Regions from separate parts of the Homo sapiens genome. Here region 1 is linked to region 2. A link is a contact called in ENCODE Hi-C or POLR2A ChIA-PET data. All regions are on one chromosome and are shown on one strand. The core of a region is the stretch at or near the end of the contact, and the rest is flanking DNA. Distances in the headings are between cores, read along the strand shown. Region 1 holds the start of WDR82 (WD repeat domain 82). Region 2 holds the start of CCDC12 (coiled-coil domain containing 12).

Evidence for each region. Hi-C counts contacts between places; a loop is a spot of excess contacts on that map. ChIA-PET counts read pairs that join two places held with the same protein, here RNA polymerase II (POLR2A). Pooled maps may share reads with other maps.
Region 1: a loop to region 2 is called in a pooled map, with 5 times the contacts of the local background. The contact joins the promoter of WDR82 here to the promoter of CCDC12 in region 2. A Hi-C loop is called at or near these places in 1 of 168 maps with a recorded cell type or tissue (CD4-positive, alpha-beta memory T cell) and 4 of 50 pooled maps. POLR2A ChIA-PET finds 5 or more read pairs at or near these places in 1 of 52 experiments (endothelial cell of umbilical vein).

The regions. Positions count from the first base shown.
Region 1 is chr3:52,276,712-52,280,243 of GRCh38, reverse strand. WDR82 (WD repeat domain 82) reads left to right here and starts at 1,595. Exons shown (of 9, transcript NM_025222.4): 1 at 1,595-2,043. The coding sequence starts at 1,883. RefSeq lists enhancers at 972-1,603, 2,073-2,172, 2,583-2,662, 2,683-2,732, 2,236-2,868 and silencers at 1,333-1,622, 1,803-1,882.
Region 2 is chr3:46,975,494-46,979,064 of GRCh38, reverse strand. CCDC12 (coiled-coil domain containing 12) reads left to right here and starts at 2,320. Exons shown (of 7, transcript NM_001277074.2): 1 at 2,320-2,428. The coding sequence starts at 2,333. RefSeq lists enhancers at 1,028-1,728, 2,298-2,607, 2,432-3,133, 3,134-3,571 and a silencer at 2,068-2,207.

The DNA.
Region 1 (3,532 bases), core at 346-2,845, 5.3 Mb before region 2:
CTGGGACGTGGAGGGTTTTTCTTCCATTGTGTGCAGTTTGGAAAGTTGCCATCTATTCAGGTTTCACTCAAACCGGCTTTTTCCAGACCCCAGAACAAATTGTAGCCAGAAGCTCTGCTCTTTGTCAGGAGGCAATTATACCCCAGACTTAGCCAGGAACTTGCCTCTTCCCTTAGAGAACAACTTCTCTTTATGTATAAGGATCCTGGCTCTCCTTTTACCCAGGGGGTTGGGATACAGCCTCTAGTTCTTTCTAGAAAGACCCCAACTGTCCCAGGGTTTCCATTTTGTTTTTTACCATTGCACAGGTCTCTGGATAATAACCTTCCTAATAGCGACTGAAATGTCTCACAGCCTTTCCTCGTTTTTGTTTCTCTTTAGCTAAAGAAAGCAAAAATAAATAATCCCCATCTTCATTGTTGGAAACCCCAGGCAATTAACCTTTTGAGGAGCTTCACACAAGATACAGATCTGTGAAGCCACATAGGTTGGCATTGAGTTTAACCCCTTGCCCAGAAAGTTAAGGTTAGGAAGCTTGGTTCCTATTTTCTGTTCAAATACTGCTTTCCTTTGTTAGAGATAAACTTTCTTTTAAGGCAAATAATCACTTATATGATAGAACCTTTAAAATAATCCTGTTGACTACAAACAGGATAGTGCAACTCTTCCAAATCTTGAATGTGGTGGTGACTGCATGACTGTGTATGGGTGTCAGAACATAAAACTAGCCACTAAAAAGGCTAATTTTTGGGGGGAAACCGTCTGCTCTGTCGCCCAGCCTGGAATGCAGTGGCACGATTTCGGCGCACTGCAGCCTCCGCCTTTCTCAATTCTCGTGCCTCAGCCGCGCCATCATGCCCGGCTAATTTTTTGTATTTTAGTAGAGGTGGGGTTTTGTCATGTTGGCCAGGCTGGTCTCAACTCCTGAGCTCAAGCGATCATCCCGCCTCGGCCTCCCAAAGTGGTGGGTTTAAAGGCGTGAGCCACCGCGCCCGGCCTAAAAAGGCTGATTTTTACTGTACCTAAAGTCTACCTCGATTAAGAAAACGAGGCCGGGTGCGGGTGAGGTCAGGAGTTCGAGACCAGCCTGGCCAACATGGTGAACCCCCGTCTCTACCAAAAATACAAAATTAGCTGGGCGTGGTGGCGCGCGCCTGAGCGAGAGACTCCATCTCCAAAAAAAAAAAAAAAAGTAAAGAGGTCGAAGCTGTCTAAGCGGACGCTGCGGTGGACTAGCGGTCAAGCTTGCCTGCGAGCGGCTCACCTGAGTCACCCCCAAAACCGGCCTCCAGCAGCATACCCGACCCTGCAGTACCCCCTCCCACGCAGCCTGCGATCGGGACGCCTGCAGGAGGCGCCAGAGTCTTCGCGGGGGTTGCAATCCCGCGCAAGGGCCCCCGGCTCCCAAGGCATCCGCAACCTTCCGATCCCCCGGGAAGGCCCTGCACGTCTCGGCCGCTCCCTGCCAGCAGCCCGCCCCGCCACTACACTCCGCCGCGGCCGCGCTGACGTCACCACCCCGCCTCCCCGCCTTGCTCCGCCGTTCCCGCCCCGCCCCCTTTCCCGGCGTGCGCCGCGGCTGAGGCTCCTCGCCCTCAGCTTCTGCCTGTCGCCCCAAAATGGCGGACACAATGAGCCGGCGACGCGCCGGTTGTCCGTGAGGTGGCTGTGAGGACGAACGGTCGGCGAGGCTCCACAGTCCAGGCAGAAGACCCTCGACCAAGCAGGAAGAAGAGGAGGAGGCGGCCCAACTGTTGGCCGACTTCCCGCTAGCCGCCGGCGCGGCGCCCGCCCCGCCTGGGTTGGCCCCTCGGCAGCCCGCCCGCTCGCCGCCGGGCCCCGCCCCGGCCCTGCGCCGCCGCTGCCTTCCCCAGCCGCCGCCATGAAGCTGACCGACAGCGTGTTGCGGAGCTTCCGCGTCGCTAAGGTGTTCCGCGAAAACTCGGACAAGATTAACTGCTTCGATTTCAGCCCCAACGGCGAGACGGTCATCTCGAGTAGCGACGACGACTCCATCGTGCTCTATGACTGCCAGGAGGGCAAGTGAGTGCGGCGGAGGCCCTGGGCCCGAGTCTCAGTGCCTCCCTCCGGTGGCCCAGCACAGGTCCCTCGGCCTGCCCTCCGTCCCGACTTCAGCCCCCAGCCTATTTTGCACGCGTTCCTGCCAGGGCCGCCTCCACCCCGCAGCCGTCCAGGAGACCTTTTATTTTTTTCTTCTTAAAAAAAAAAGATAACGATAGTCATAATTTTATAATATTATTTGTATGTCTTCGGTCTCCTTTGAGCGCTATGCATCACTTGCCAAACCCCACCTTGACCTTGACCTTTAAACGCCCGGTCCGCCCACCCTGGGCCCACCAGGTAGCGTTTTCAGCTCCTCAGGCTGTCAAAGGTGCTGGTCTGCTCCGGCCTCGACGCAGGACTGCAGGGGCTGCTTTTCTGCCTCCTTCGGCAGCGTCAGCTCTCTCTTGTGCTCTCTCCACTGTGACCTCGATTCCGCCCTGGCACTCCGCCCATCCCCTGCCCCTCAGCTTCCCGCGGCCTTTCTGCCGTCAGACCGCGTGGGTTGCACTTCTTAGCTGTCAGGATTTATTTGTTGTGCCCCTTTGAGCCCCCTTGCTTTTTCTTCCTGCTCCTAGCCTTTCTCTTACTCATTCAGACTTGGTGCCCACGTTCATAAGTGAACTTTTCAGCAACATCTAAAACTTCCTTTTTGCCACACACAAACGAACTTGGTCGTCCCATCCTGACCTGAATGTGAGCTTCCGTTAAAACAAAGCAAGCATCGTAGAACAATTTCAGGTTTCCTTTCATACTTTTTTTTTTCTATTACACTTTTTGGTCCACTTTGAATTCCAATTCTGATCATGAAACTTTTATGTTGCCACAAGTCATCTGGAGACCCACCATACCTGCATCTTTTCGCAAAATCTAAGCACAGCACTTTGCCTTTTTCCCTGGGGGTCCTTGTCAGCCCTCCTCACCGCACGCCTGTGGACTTGCAGCTCCTTGGAGCCAAAAACTAGTTTAGATTAAATTCGTTTTACCCTTAGCCACCTTCCCCAAGAAGGCTTGCTGATGTTTGGTTTAATTCGGTGGACCCTGGTTTTTTCAGACTTGATTTTGTCACCTAGTAACAGATATTATTATTATTATTATTATTATTATTATTATTATTTGAGATCTTGGGTTTTTCTCCACCTTCTCCAGCTGTTCCTTTTTCCTTTTTTTTTTTTTAGACTGGTGTCCTTCTTTTGGAACATATCTCTTCATTTGTGAATTTGATTATCTGAAGTAATGCTAGTTTGGACTGAGCTATAATGGTATCCCCCCAGTTTTTTTCCCCACTGGGGCTGTGAGAAAGTATTATGTAACCGGCTCTGGATCTGCCTGCAGTTTGTGGCAGAGTGGTCTGCAGTGGTGGTCTTAAGGAAGAGGGAATTGTTAGCTGGACAAATAGTTATTTGAGTCAGTGTTACTCATTGAGTAGATGGATTTCTGTCCTGGTCTGGTCACTTGAATCAGTTTAGAA
Region 2 (3,571 bases), core at 1,071-3,570:
GGGCCCAGAACTTGCTTCACATATGTTGTTTCTTTAACCTCAACAGGTGGGTGCCTCATGGCTCTGTTTTTTGTTTGTTTTTGAGACAGAGTCTCACTCTGTCGCCCAGGCTGGAGTGCAGTGACTCGATCTCGGCTCACTGCAATCTCCGCCTCCTGGGTTCAAGTGATTCTCCTGCCTCAGCCTCCTGAGTAGCTGGGACTACAGGCGCGTGTCACCAGGCCCAGCTAATTTTTTGTATTTTTAGTAGAGACGGGGTTCCACCGTGTTAGCCAGGATGGTCTGGATTTCCTGACTTCATGATCCACCCGCCTCGACCTCCCAAAGTGCTGGGATTATAGGCATGAGCCACCGCACCCGGCCGGCTCTGTTTTACAGATGGAGAAACTGAGGCCCAAGTTGACCAAATGAGGACCACTTGGGCAGCAGGGGCAGGGACCCAGGCTTGACTGACTCTTTTTTGGGTCCCTGCCACCATCACCCCGTGCCCCCTTCCCCATCCCCTTACCTCACAGTCTGGACACGGGGAAAGGGGCACGGGGTGATGGTGGCAGGGACCCAACCCCTGGTGTTGGGCAGGGATCAGGCTCTTTGTTGGGGCTGGGGAGAAGTTTTCTGGGCCCAGAGGGGTGCTACTCGTTCCAGGAGTTGACCAGTCTGGAGACTCCTAGACCTTGGTTGGCCAAGACAACAGAGACCCTGTCCTGTTTTGTTCTCCCAGCTTCTTGGTTCACCTCTGGCCTTTTGTCCTGCTTCATCCATCATAGCTCTGAGCTGAGGTTTCCTGAGCACCTCCAAACTGCATGCCAGGCCTTGGCAGAGCAACCCATCCACTACAGGGAAGAAGGCTTAGACAGACCCAGGTTAGTGAGGACAAGAGGGTTAGTGAAGGGAGGGCTAGATCTGCAGTCTGTGGCCCATGGGCCTCTGAAGGGAGTTGGAAGGGGAAGAGTGGATGTCCACCTGTAGCCAGCTTGGGAAGGGAAGACTCAGGGAGGGAACAGCCTAAGAGGCTAGTTGTCCCCTGGCAGTGGAGGTGGAGAGGGGGCGGCATGGTCTCCTATTCCCAAGTGAGAGGGGGTGTGGCTTTGGGGACCCCCACATACTGAAAGAATATCTTGACTTCAGCCTAAGTGGTCTCGCGGTTATCAGGACACTCTAGTTCATGCAGGAAAGAAGACTCTGGCAGCTTCTGCTGGGTAGCCATGAATCTTGTGGCGACTTGCAGTCGAGGCCACCCCAAGTCTTTCTAAGCTGGGGATTGGGGGCAGTACTTGAGGCCCACTGGACCCAGGTTGGGGTTTGCTCTTCCCCGGGAAAGGTAACTTGACCCTGAGGACTTTGCTGCTCCAGGAGGGGATGGGAATGAGAGGGGATCATCTTTGAGTCCAGAGGGAAACAGCCATACAGTCAGGTCCCCCTCACTGTGCAGGCTTTGTCTGAGCTGAGAGTGGTCACAGAGGGGCTTAGGGGCGCTTGTCAGGTGAGTCCGGGGAGCCACTGACAGCTGCAGAGGTGTAAGTCATACCTTGTATTAGGGTGGGATCGAAGTGGAGGATCAGGGAAGGCTTTTTTTTTTTTTTTTTTTTTTTTGAGACGGAGTCTTGCTCTGCTGCCAGGCTGGAGTGCAGTGGCACGATCTCGGCTCACTGCAACCTCCGCCTCTCTGGTTCAAGCGATTCTCCTGCCTCAGCCTCCCGAGTAGCTGGGATTACAGGCACGCGCCACCACGCCCAGTTAATTTTTGTATTTTTAGTAGAGATGGAGTTTCACCATGTTGGCCAGGATGGTCTCCATCTCCTGACCTCGTGGTCCGCCCTCCTCGGCCTCCCAAAGTGCTGGGATTACAGGCGTGAGCCACCGCGCCCGGCCCAGGGAAGGTTTCTTGAAGGCATTCGAGCCTTGTCAGGTCAAGTGGACAAGGATGAGTCAGGGCATTCCAAGAGGCCAGCATGGAGTGATTAGTGTGGTTAGTACTTGGGCAAAACCGGAGCGATCGACGCACTCTTTTCTCCTTCTCTCAGGTCTGAATTCCACTTGCTGCTCTTTCACTGATCAGCGTTGGATAAATCGAGCCTTAGCTTTTTTTTTTTTCTTTTTTTTTTTTGCTGGCTCCCCACCCACTAGGCAAGTTGTCCGGAAGAATAAGGGCGGGGCGGGGCGGGGCGGGGCAAGGCGGGGAGGGCTCGCCCATAATAACCCCGCATTGATTGGCTTTCAGGACCTCCCAGTCTCTCATTCTCGTCCTTGGATTGGCCGCGAGACATTTATCCACTCTCCTTAGGCCTGCGCGATGCAAGACGGGAGAAAAGGAGGGGCGTACGCGGGCAAGATGGAGGCAACTACGGCTGGTGTGGGCCGGCTAGAGGAAGAGGCGTTGCGGCGAAAGGAACGGCTGAAGGCCCTACGGGAGAAAACCGGGCGCAAGGTGAGAAGTGTGGAGTGAGGGTCGCAGTTGAGGCGTCCAGCGTTCGGGGTCCGGGTCGCGCTTGAGGAGAGCAAAGGGCTAATAAGGAAAGACAGCTGCCGAGGGCGCGCATGCGCGGGCGCTAACGCATGCGCGAGAAGACGGCGCCCTCCCACGATGTCTGGGGCTGCTTGGCGTGGGACTCCTCTGGCGCTGGTGCGGTCGTCGCGCATGCGCGGGGGTGGGCAAGGCAGTGGTCAGCGACCCGCAGTCCATCTGACTCCTGCTTCCCGGGTGTTGCTCGTGTAGGTATCTAGGGCTGCCTGTAGGTTCAGATGCTTGTTGGGTTAGGCGTGATTTGTTCCGTTCCTCTATGGCCTAGCTGGTCTTTAACCCCCGCCTTCGATTCTGAGTCAGACAGACTCCCCAGTCCGGCAGCACTCCTTGGACAGGGCAGCAAGTGACAGCAGTGGGTATACAGCCGGAGTCGTTTCGTGCAAAAATCAAAAAGAGGCCGGGCACGGTGGCTCACGCCTGTAATCCCAGTGCTTTGGGAGGCCGAGGCAGGCGGATCACTTGAGGTTAGTAGTTCGAGACCAGGCTGGGTAACATGGTGAAACCCCGCCTCTACTAAAAATACAAAAATTAGCCGGGCGTGGTGGTGCGCGCCTGTAATCCCAGCTTCTCGGGAGGCTATGGCAGGAGAACCGCTTGAGCCTGGGAGGCAGAGGTTGTAGTGAGCCGAGATCTCGCCACTGTACTCCAGCCTGGGCAACAGAGCGAGACTCCGTCTCAAAAAAAAAAAAAAAAAAAAAATCGAAAATAAAAGATTTAGCCGGGCGCGGTGGCTCACGCGCCCAGTACTTTGGGAGGCCGAGGTGGGCGGATCACGAGGTTAGGAGATCGAGACCATCCTGGCTAACACGGTGAAACTCTGTCTCTACTAAAAATACAAAAAAATTAGCCGGGCGTGGTGGCGGGTGCCTGTGGTCCCAGCTACTTGGGAAGCTGAGGCAGGAGAATGGCGTCAACCCAGGAGGCGGAGCTTGCAGTGAGCCGAGATCCTGCCACTGCACTCCAGCCTGGGCGACAGAGCGAGACTCCGTCTCAAAAAAAAAAAAAAAAAAAAAAGAAAAGATTTATTTCTAACTAAGGGTGGGCCTT